Linked DNA regions of Homo sapiens: region 1 is linked to region 2. A link is a loop called in an ENCODE intact Hi-C map of the cell type or tissue named here. Cell type or tissue: CD4-positive, alpha-beta T cell. All regions are shown on one strand. Links, peaks and the distances in the headings refer to the core of each region. The heading gives the core; the rest is flanking DNA.

Region 1 (5,383 bases), core at 258-5,257, 230 kb before region 2:
ACTTTATTATTCCCATTTTCACAGACAAGTAAACTGGGATTTGGAGAGGCTATGTGATTTGGCCAGGGCCACACTGCAAACCACAAACAGCCCTAGGTCTTCCAACTCCTGGCCCGGCCCTCCTTGCTTCCCTCTATGGCGCTTCCAGAGAAAACAATGATAAAACTAAAAAGGCCAATGGAGTTGTTTGACTCTAAAAGCACAACCTCAGCCAGGCACGGTGGCTCACACCTGTAATCCCAGCACTTTGGAAGGCTGAGGCGGTGGATTGCCTGAGGTCAGGAGTTCGAAACCAGCCCAGCCAACATGCTGAAACCTGTCTCTCCAAAAAATACAAAAATTAGTTGGGCGTGGTGGCCGGTGCCTGTAGTCCCAGCTACTCAGGAGGCTGAGGCAGGAGAATTGCTTGAATCTGGGAGGCGGAGGTTGCAGTGAGCCGAGATCACACCATTGCATCTCTACTAAAAATACAAAAATTAGCCGGGCGTGGTGGCCGGTGCCTGTAGTCCCAGCTACTCGGGAGGCTGAGGCAGGAGAATTGCTTGAATCCAGGAGGCAGAGGTTGCAGTGAGCCGAGATCACACCACTGCGCTCCAGCCTGGGTGACAGAGCAAGACTCCGTCTCAAAATAAATAAACATTAAATAAAATAAAAGCACAACATCGCCCTCAATTTTCTCAACATTCCCTGTCTTCATGGCTTTTCTAGTGTTTCATAGTGAATGTGCCTAACACAGAAGGGTTCCTTTCCACAGTGTGGGGGGAGCTTCGGACATCTGCACTCCAGAGCTACTATTTCAATGGAAAACAATCGTCTTGATCCAGTTTGCACCCCATCCTTTGATTTGATCAGTTCACCTAAATGCCAACCCCTGGTTCCTTACCAAATACTAGTCTAAGTTGCAGCGAAGTGGAATGTCCCAGCAGGCCTGACAGCTGTACATTATGAAGCTTGTATATCCACGGTGCACCACTGCACATGTAGAGGGGATCTAGCTTAGCACATGGTTTGGGGGATCGCTTCTCTAAAAGGTGTTTCAAAGTTAGGCCTTTGCTGAGTTCTTTGCAACAGAGGTCACTGAAAATATTGGACCAAATGTAGGTTTCCACTGTCATGTTCCTTTGCCCATGCCAAATGGACACACGCACAGCTTAATCTGGCCTGATACTACTTTTATGTGATACAGGCTGAGCAGGTTCACTGCAGGCGTTGGGCATTTGCTCTGAGGGACAGGGTGGTGGGTTACTGCAGATGGCCAGGAGGTTTGCAGGTAGGGATGAATAGAGGTGTTTGTCAGGAAGTGAAGGCTTGGGGGGCCAAGATCAAAGATATTGAATGTAGAATGCAGAGGGGAGCCTGTCAGGAGCTGATGGTTAGGAAGTTACAGAACGTTCTGCCACGCCCTTATAAATCTGCCTGTCACACTTCTTTCTCCCTGAAAGTACAACACAAGAAAACATACACCCGAAGGTCAGGGAAGTTGGGTGTCAAGGTGGACTTCACGTTGACTGTTATGAAGGTCATGAAGACTAATGAAATCTATGTGCTCCTGTTGACTGGAAATGCTCTGCAGCTTGGCGGGAGGTATATGTAGTGCTTCCCACTGCTAGTGAATACTCACTCTCAAGGGGGTTTCTTCAGGTGGTTTTGGTAACCAGAGGACATTTGCATCCATGCTGCCTGAAAGAATATGGGTGCTAGGTGAATCAGAACAGTCTTGGCACGGAAACTCGTTTGCTTGCAAGACATAAAGTGAGGAGAATATTTCCACGTAACATGTGACTTCTTTGATCATAGAGCCCCACCCATCCACCCCCACTTTTTTTAAGCCAAAAAAGAAGGACCCATGATTTGACAAGCATTGGCATAATAAGGAAAGATAGGGTAGGCTATTTAAAATCAGAACTTCTGAAAGTCCATGAGGCCTAGCCACTGAACTTGTAATATCACATTAAAATGCGCTAATGGAGAGATGTGGAATATTAGCAGGAATCTGTTGTAATTAGTACTGGCATGCTTAACCAAAGCAGTTCCACCACAAACCAGACAAACGCTGTTTTGCTAATGCAGACAGAGAAGGGAGTTTGGAAAATGCTGGAGAGCTCAGTACATCCACCCCACGGAGGATGAAGCTGGGTAATGGGGGACCTGCCCCGAAAATCACGTAGGTTCTTTTCTATTTTCCTAAGTGTCGGCCAGCTTGAGAAATAAAAGGACAGAGTACAAAAGAGAGAAATTTTAAAGCTGGGCGTCCGGGGGAGACATCACACGTTGGTAGGATCCGTGATGCCCCACACGCCACAAAAACCAGCAAGTTTTTATTAGGGATTTTCAAAAGGGGAGGGACTGTGCGAATAGGTGTGGGTGACAGACATCAAGTACTTAACAGGGTAATAGAATATCACAAGACAAGTGGAGGCAGGGCGAGATCACAGGACCACAGGACCGAGGCAAAATTAAAATTGCTAATGAAGTTTCGGGCACTATTGTCATTGATAACATCTTATCAGGAGACAGGGTTTTGAGATCAACCGGTCTGACCAAAATTTATTAGGTGGGAATTTCCTCTTCCTAATAAGCCTGGGAGCGCTATGGGAGACTGGAGTCTATCTCACCGCTGCAATCTCGACCATAAGAGACAGGTACGCCCCAGAGGGGCCAGTTCAGAGACCTACCCCCCTAGGTGCACGTTCTCTTTCTCAGGAACGTTCCATGCTGAGAAAAAGAATTCAGCGATATTTCTCCCATTTGCTTTTGAAAGAAGATAAATATGGCTCTGTTCCGCCCGGCTCACCTGCGGTCAGAGTTTAAGGTTATCTCTCTTACTCTCTGAACAATTGCTGTTATCCTGTTCTTTTTTCAAGGTGCCCACATTTCATATTGCTCAAACACACATGCTATACAATTTGTGCAGTTAATGCAATTATTACAGGGTCCTGAGGCGACATACATCCTTCTCGGCTGACAGGATTAAGAGATTAAAGCAAAGACAGGCATAGGAAATCACAAGGGTATTGATTGGGGAAGTGATAAGTGTCCATGAAATCTTCACAACTTACGTTTAGAGATTGCAGTAAAGACAGGCATAAGAAATTACAAAAGTATTAATTTGGGGAAGTAATAAATGTCCATAAAATCTTCACAATCCACGTTCTTCTGTCATGGCTTCAGCCGGTCCCTCTGTTTGGGGTCCCTGACTTCCTGCAACAGCTGGGGCCCTGTGCCCATGCCCTGGATGTTTATACTCCTCCGAGCGAAGGCAGCTGCCTGACTCCATATGTGGAAGAGGAAGCTGGGCAGGGACGAGCACTGTCTTTATACATGGTCTGGACATGTGGAAAGCTGGCCAAGAAGAGGATGGAGCCAACACAGGATGGAGACTGAGCTTTTGGGAGATACAGAGGCAAGGAAAGCATGTTGGTAGCTGTGGGGGCTATTGGTTGCAGGCTTGGCTTCAATGCTTGGGCTCTAGTGCCTGACATTGCCATGCAGACTTCCCAGTCGTGTCCGCACTCAGCTCAACACGCCTCACTTGTGCCCTGTTACCTGGATTCACAGGGACTAAGCCAGTCTTGCCTGATCATACCTGCAACTAGATTTTGGCTTAATCCTTTGTGATGTGGACCCACAAACCAAGACATTGTAACTGATGTCACAATGTCAGTTTTGCATCGATGGGGCTACATATGCTAGATTTTTCTTTTTTAAAAATAAATTTTTTGAGACAGGGTCTTGCTCTGTCACCCAGGCTAGAGTGCTGTGGTGTGACCATTGCTCACTGCAGCCTTGACCTCCTGGGCTCAAGTGATCCTCCCACTTCAGCCTCCTGAGTAGCTGGGACCACAGGCATGCACCACCATGCCTAGCTAATTTTTTATTTTTTGTAGAGATGGAGTTTTGCCATGCCGCTCATGCTCGTCTCCTGGGGTCAAGTGACCTGCCTGCCTCGGCCTCCCAAAGTGCTGAGATTAAAGGCGTGAGCCACCGTGCTTGGCCATACACCAGATTCTGGGGGAGAGTGAGTATCAATGTCAGCCAGCCTTAGCCAGTACTGCATTACAGTTTGAAAGATGACTTTATGATAAAGATCTTAGATGTGGGTTGACTGGAATCCAGACCACTGGACTGAAGTTCCCTGAGGGCAGGTTCTGAGTCTCAGCTATCTTTGCATGCTAGCCAGAGCATAGAAACTTTGCTATGTGTTTTAAATACGTGTTTTGCATGAACAAATGAAGTCTCTCTTAATCTGAATTAAAAAGATATATATATATACCTTACTAGGCATATCTGGAAAGTGAATATCTTTATATTAAATATGCATCAAATTTGGTGTTTCTAAAAAGTTGTTTGTGGTTCAAGTTAGGGAGAAGGCAGAAAGCCTTTCCATTTAAAATTTATAATGCCAAATCTTTAAAAAGATTGTAGCCACAGTGGAACAGGGCTCTTTCCAAAAGATCTTCATTCCACTGTACTTTTTTTTTTTCTTTTTGGGGTGGAACCTTGCTCTGTCACCCAGGTTGGAGCACAGTTGTGCAATCTCGGCTCACTGCTATCTCTGCCTCCCAGGTTCAAGTGATTCTCCTTCCTCAGCCTCCCAACTAGCTGGGATTACAGGCATGCACCATCACGCCCAGCTAATTTTGTATTTTTAGTAGAGGCAGGATTTTGCCGTGTTGGCCAGGCTGGTCTCAAACTCCTGACCTCAGGTGATCTGCCTGCCTCAGCCTCCCAAAGTGCTGGAATTACAGGCATGAGCCATCATGCTCGGCCATTCCACTGTATTTTGATTTCTTAAGTGGTATACTTTGAATGTTACTTGATCCTTTTTTGATAACTCAAAGTCACTGTTACAAGCATTAATTGCTATAAAATTATGACTTTAGAGCCTACGACTGCAGCTGTCAAACTTTTTGACCCTAATTTACCTTAAGAAATGAATTTTACAGTGCAACCTAGTATTGCAGATATGTAGATGAGACACAAGTTCCCAAAGATAATACTTATCTTCACTACCTAAAAAGCACTGTGATCTCTTGTCTTCTGTTGTTTAAAATGTTGGTCAGGATTCACTAAACCATGATGATTGCCCCATCATCATGGGTGGTGCCTATGGTTTGCAAACACTGAGAAAGAATGCAAGGACTTTCAGCTTCCCCGCTTTCTGGCTTTTACCTGTATTTTCCTGCAGTCTGGTGTCACTTCTTTTTATGTGAAGGCCTGCCCCCACAATCCTCCTTAGAGTTCTAATTTCCTGAACTTGGAAATCAGACCATCAAGTTTGCTGGTATTATGTATAAACTGAGAGTAAACTGTTTCTCAATGACAGCCTGAAGGTGCCCTGGACCATGGCGTGGAGCTGAGGAGCAGCGACTCAGAGCCCCTC
Region 2 (5,383 bases), core at 280-5,279:
TCCAGAAGCATGTCAGGGCCTTCTGGATGGAGCACTGTGAAATTAGCATACACTTCAAACCCTCTTCCCTAAAAGATCATGCACTACTGTGCTGTACATGGTAGACCTATCTCATAGTGTAGGCTTCAGCAAATACTCTTTGACAAATAATTGGTTCTGTGCTGATGATAAGCCTAATAGGTGAAAGATGGTCTTTCCCTTAAAAAATTGAGATATATGATACCAGTCTCATAAACTCTAATTCACAAGCCCTGGCATTATGAGAGGCACTTAAAGTATGAATGGTGTTAAGATTATCCTTTAATTTTGCAGTAGGCAAATGACCTCCCAAAGATATTCACTTCCTAATCCCCGGAATTTGGGAATACATTACCTTACATGACAAAGGGGATTTGCAGATGTGAATAAGTGAAGGATTTTGAGATGGGGAGACTATCCTGGATAATCCCAGTGGGACTCATGTAATCACACAAGTTCTTAAAAGTGGAGAACTTTTCCCTGCTGTGGTCACAGAGAAAAACGCAACCAATGTAAGAACGGTCAGAGAGATTCAACATTGTTGGCTTTGAAGATAGAGGAAGAGACCACAAGCCGAAGAATGCAGGCAGGCTCTAGAAGCTGGGAAAGAGAAGGAAACGTATTCTCTGCAGAGCTACCAAAATGCATACATCCCTGTCTACACCTTGATTTTAACCTGGTGAGACCTGTATTGGGCTTCTGACCTATAGAACTCTAAGATAATAACTATATGTTGTTGAACATGCTAAGTTTGTGGGAATTGTAACAGTAGCAATGGGAAATGAATACACCTTTTATACAGTGGAGGATGACTAAATAATTTATTTTGAAAATACAACTGTCACAAGGATGAAATATTCATGATCACAAATTGGTGCATTCTTAACTGTGGATAATTATGTATGAAGCCAAATTGTAATAAAACTGTTATTTGCCAAACATAGAAACCTTGCTTCGTGACTAGGCTGAGCCCAGAGTGTTATTCTCTTCTTCTGCCTGTTATGTATCTGGGCAATTGTAGGGCCTTTGCAGGTGAATCCAGTAGAGAACATGCTAAGAATGAGCAGCAGTCATGCATGACTGTATCATTGAAAGCCTTCTAGCCATTTTACAGCTTCACCTCCGTGGTTTTATTTTTTCAGAGGGGACTGAAGGAGATGAATGGATAATAAACTATGGCTAAAAACTTGGTCTGGATGAACTCTTTGATGCGGGGCATCAGGGGGGTGGGGGTGATGGGTGCGTACCATGGGATCAGTAGCCCTGCACCAGCTCAGAGGTATAATTGTGAGGCTGGTGGAAATGCTCATCGGGGAGAAGGAAATCAGGATCACAGCTTCTGAGGACTGAACATGCTCTCAAATATAGAATCATTAATGGCCTTGGCATTCATGGTGTTAGCCTTGACTCAAATGAGAATGCCTCGACCCTTCCCAGGTTCTCCGAGGCCCCTAAGTAGACTGTCACTGGGACTTGGGGACATGGAGCTCAGTTAATGGCCTCTTATTTTTACTATGCCATAGCATCCACCTGATTTCTGGAAGGCATTGCTTCACTTTCATAGACAGAAGATGTAACGACTGCCACGAAGATCCCTGGAGCTCTGCCTGGCGATTCTCACTCCCACTGGGTAGCTGACAAATTTTCCCTGAGAAGACATGGTTTCCTCCAGCAGCAGCAGAAGGAGTCATGGGTTTTTCTGTTTCATGGCTCAAACTGTTGTGACTCGGAATTATACTAGGACAGGGCCCTGACTTATTCTTCTGGGCTGGGCTGAGTAAGGCCTGGCTGAGTGTAGCTGGGTACACAGGTAGGGGTGGAATCAAAGCTGGAGGTACCCATAATGCTGGTTAGGAGGATAACTAGCTAGAATAAGGTTGGCAAGAACTGGGTGAGCAGGGATAGGAATTAAGACTGAGGACTGGGCTGAGGGTAGGTCAGGGGTTCTGGCAGCAACACAGCTGGAATGAATGGAGAAGCACACAAACAAAACCAAGCTAAGAAGAGCCTAGATCAAGCTTGTCCAACCCATGGCCCACAGGCTCCATGTGGCCCAGGATGGCTTTGAATGTGGCCCAGCACAAATTTGTAAACTTTCTTAAAACATTATGAGATTTTTTGGTGATTTTTTTAGCTCATAACTATTGTTATCATCTCCAGAAGGTGTTCAATTTACCTTGTCTAGATCCATTAGAGGAATCACTGTCTATGACAGCTGTAGCTTTATGAAATGTATTATATTTCTTAAATAGTAAAACTTGAAAGTTGAAATTATATATTGATCCATGGGCTGCAGAATGAATGTTGTGTTAGCAAGTATGAAAACATCATTAATCTCCTTACACATCTCCATCAGAGCTCTTACGTAACCAGTGCATTGTCAATGAACAGTAATATTTTGAAAGGAATCTTTTTTTCTGAGTAGGTCTCAACAGTGGACTTAAAATATTCAGTAAAACCATGCTGTAAAAAGGTGTGCTGTCATCTAGGCTTTGTTATTCCATTTATAGAGCACAAAGCAGATTTAGCCTAATTCTGAAGATCCCTAGGATTTTTTAAATAGTGAATGAACATTGGCGTCAACTTAAAGTCACCAGTTGCCTTAGCCTATAACAAGAGAGTCAGTCTGTTCTTTGAAGTCTGAAGCCAGGTATTGACTTCTCCTTTCTAGCTATACAAGTTCTAGGTGGCATCTAGATGGCATCTTCTCCCAATAGAAAGCTGTTTTGTCTAAGTTGAAAATCTGTTGTTTAATGTAACCACCTTCATCAATGATCTTAGCTAGATATTCTGGATCTTGCACTTTTATGTGCACAAAGATGTCTTTTATGTTAACTAGATGACTTCTTTCCTTAAACCTCATGAACCACCCTCTGGTGGCTTTAAACTTCTCTTCTGCAGCTTCCTCACCTCTCTCAGTCTTCATTGTACTGAAGAGACTTGCTCTGAATTAGGCTTTGGGCTTAAGAGAATGTCGTGGCTTGTTTGATCTATTTAGACCACTAAAACTTTCTTCATGTCAACAACAAGGCTGTTTCACTTTCTTATGATTTGTGTGGTTACTGGAGTAGCAATTTTAATTTCCTTTAAGAACTTTTCTTTTGCATTTACAACTTGGTTAACAGGAGCAAGAGGCCCTGCTTTTGGCCTGTTTCAGCTTTGGGCATGCCTTCCTCAACTAAGCTTAGTCATTTCTAGCTTTTGATTGAAAGTGAGAGATGTGTGATTCTTCCTTCCACTTGAACAGTTAGAGGCCATTATAGGGTTATTAATTGGCCTAATTTCAATATTTTTGTGTCTCAGGGCATGGGGAGGCCTGAGGAGAGGAAAGAGATGGGAAAATGGCTGGTTTCTGGAGCAGGAAGCACACACATATATTTATTTATTAGGTTTGACACTTTATATGGGTGCAGTTTGTGTCACCCCCAAACAATTACAATAGTAACATCAAAGACCACTGATCACAGATCACCATAGCAGATATAATATTGAAATATTGCAAGAATTACAAAAATGTGAGCCAGAGACATGAAGTGAGCACATGCTGTTGGAAAAATTGCACTGATAGGTCTTGCTCAACACAAGGTTGCCACAAACCTTCATTAAAGAAAAAATGCAATATCTGCAAAGGGAAATAAAGTGAAGTGCAATAAAACAAGGTGTATCTGTAGTTGTGCTGCTGCAAAAATTATCTGTGCTCTGTCTATTCATCCTTTCCCCCTCCCAATCCCTGGCAACCACTGATCTTTTTCCTGTCTCCATCGTTTTGCCTTTTCCAGAATGTCATACAGTTGGGATAATAAAGACAGTACGTAGCCTTTCAGATTGGCTTCTTTCACTTAGTAGTACACATTTAAGCTTCTTTCATGTCTTTTCATGTCTTTTCATGGCTTGGCAACTCATTTCTTTCTAGTACTGAATGATACTCTATTGTCCGGATGTATCGCAGTTTTTAAAATCCGCTTACCAACTCTTAACTTTTAATCCAGTGATTTTCAAACTGGGGCCTTTGGAGATCTGGGCTGAATGTGTATTCTTGAGGACTCAAGAGTTTTAGAATTTGAGAGATAACTAGCCAAGCATATAGTATGTGCTCAATAAGTATAATCATTAGTGACAGAATTACGACTATTGTAAAAGAAGCTACAAGTGTTGTGAAGCAGGGCTGGGTGGGGCATGTGTTCACAAGCGTTATCCCAGAGAGGAGAGGCATGTCAACGGGATTTGTAGTCAATGCTGTTTATTTGCAGCTGGAGAGGGTTTGAACTTCCTGGACAGCTGCCTGGGGCTGCCCAGGCTTCAAGGGCCACATTCCTGGGGCAGATGCTGGACACTGCTGTGGCCTGACAGTTTCTGACAGCCCCATTTTAAAAACCTGGAACATTTTCTTACCTTGAGTTTTCTGGCACTGTTCCCTTGCTCAGTGATTTTCAGAGATTACGGTGTGATTCCTCAATTACCTCTGAAAGGTCTTCCTGTTCCCTGGGCTGTAATTCATGGGGCCTGGAGACCTGAACTCATTTGGGCTGCTCGGGGCTCCCTAAATCTCTGTCCATCCATCTTTAGCTTCTGTTCTCTCTTAACCATCTGTGTTCTGCTCCACTAATATTGGAGATTTTGCTTCCAGATGGCAAGGCTAGAGTAAAATTGCAGCTGGGCAGTGTCATCATCTGTTCCACCATCTACCCCAGGCCATCACCTTCCTTTGTTCATCTTCTTACCTGAAACACAATTTTACAAGGTCCATGTTTTGCTATCTGAGCACTGCACAGGCCTGAGGTCAGAGCTGTGACCATGACCCAGCCTCTCCTGTACTGTCCTTTGTCTGTGCTCCCCTCTACCTGCATAGTGAAATGCTCCCTGCACTGACACACAGCTCAGGAGTTTAAGTACCTCCTCCCTTGTGTTCATCTGGATTATGCCTTACTGTATTTCCAGAATTTCATTTTTTTAGAGCCCTCTGCTTCTTAAGTCATATTTTGTTTTAGGGACGGGGTTCTCAACCCTGGCTGCACATTAAAATGGAGAAATCAAACCTCTAGGGTATGGTTTTCCAGTTAATCATAAAAAAATCTCTCATGTTTATGTTCTCCATATAATCATAAAAGAAAAAAGTATTAAAATGAGCTTCATCAAAATTAAACATTCCTGTTCATCAAAAGCTACTGTTAAGAAAAAGAAACAAATCACAGACTGGCAGAAAATATTTGCTACACATATATCTGACAAAGGACTTATAACCAGTATAGATTAGCAATTGCTACAATTGAGTAATAAAAAGAAGAAATTGATCAAAAAGCTTGAACAGGCACTTCACAAAGGAAAATTTGTAAATGATCAGTAAATACATAAAAAGGCATTTAAC

What was found. Peaks named below come from ENCODE experiments on the same cell type or tissue, not always from the same donor. Only the 100,000 strongest peaks of a DNase experiment are listed, where the experiment ranks them.
Region 1: it touches region 2 in a loop (3-fold over the local background); 1 of 110 quality-filtered maps calls a loop at or near these places.

Annotation. Positions count from the first base shown.
Region 1 is chr7:105,694,662-105,700,044 of GRCh38, forward strand. The region is part of intron 3 of ATXN7L1 (ataxin 7 like 1); the gene reads right to left. Among named protein-coding and RNA genes, the nearest start is that of EFCAB10, 120 kb to the left of the region's middle. RefSeq lists enhancers at 647-1,410, 2,175-2,936 and a silencer at 2,261-2,555. In CD4-positive, alpha-beta T cell, for the core only: no CTCF peak of the experiment used is centred there; no DNase peak of the experiment used is centred there.
Region 2 is chr7:105,922,082-105,927,464 of GRCh38, forward strand. No RefSeq gene overlaps it. Among named protein-coding and RNA genes, the nearest start is that of CDHR3, 38 kb to the right of the region's middle. In CD4-positive, alpha-beta T cell, for the core only: no CTCF peak of the experiment used is centred there; a DNase peak (open chromatin) is centred at 2,930.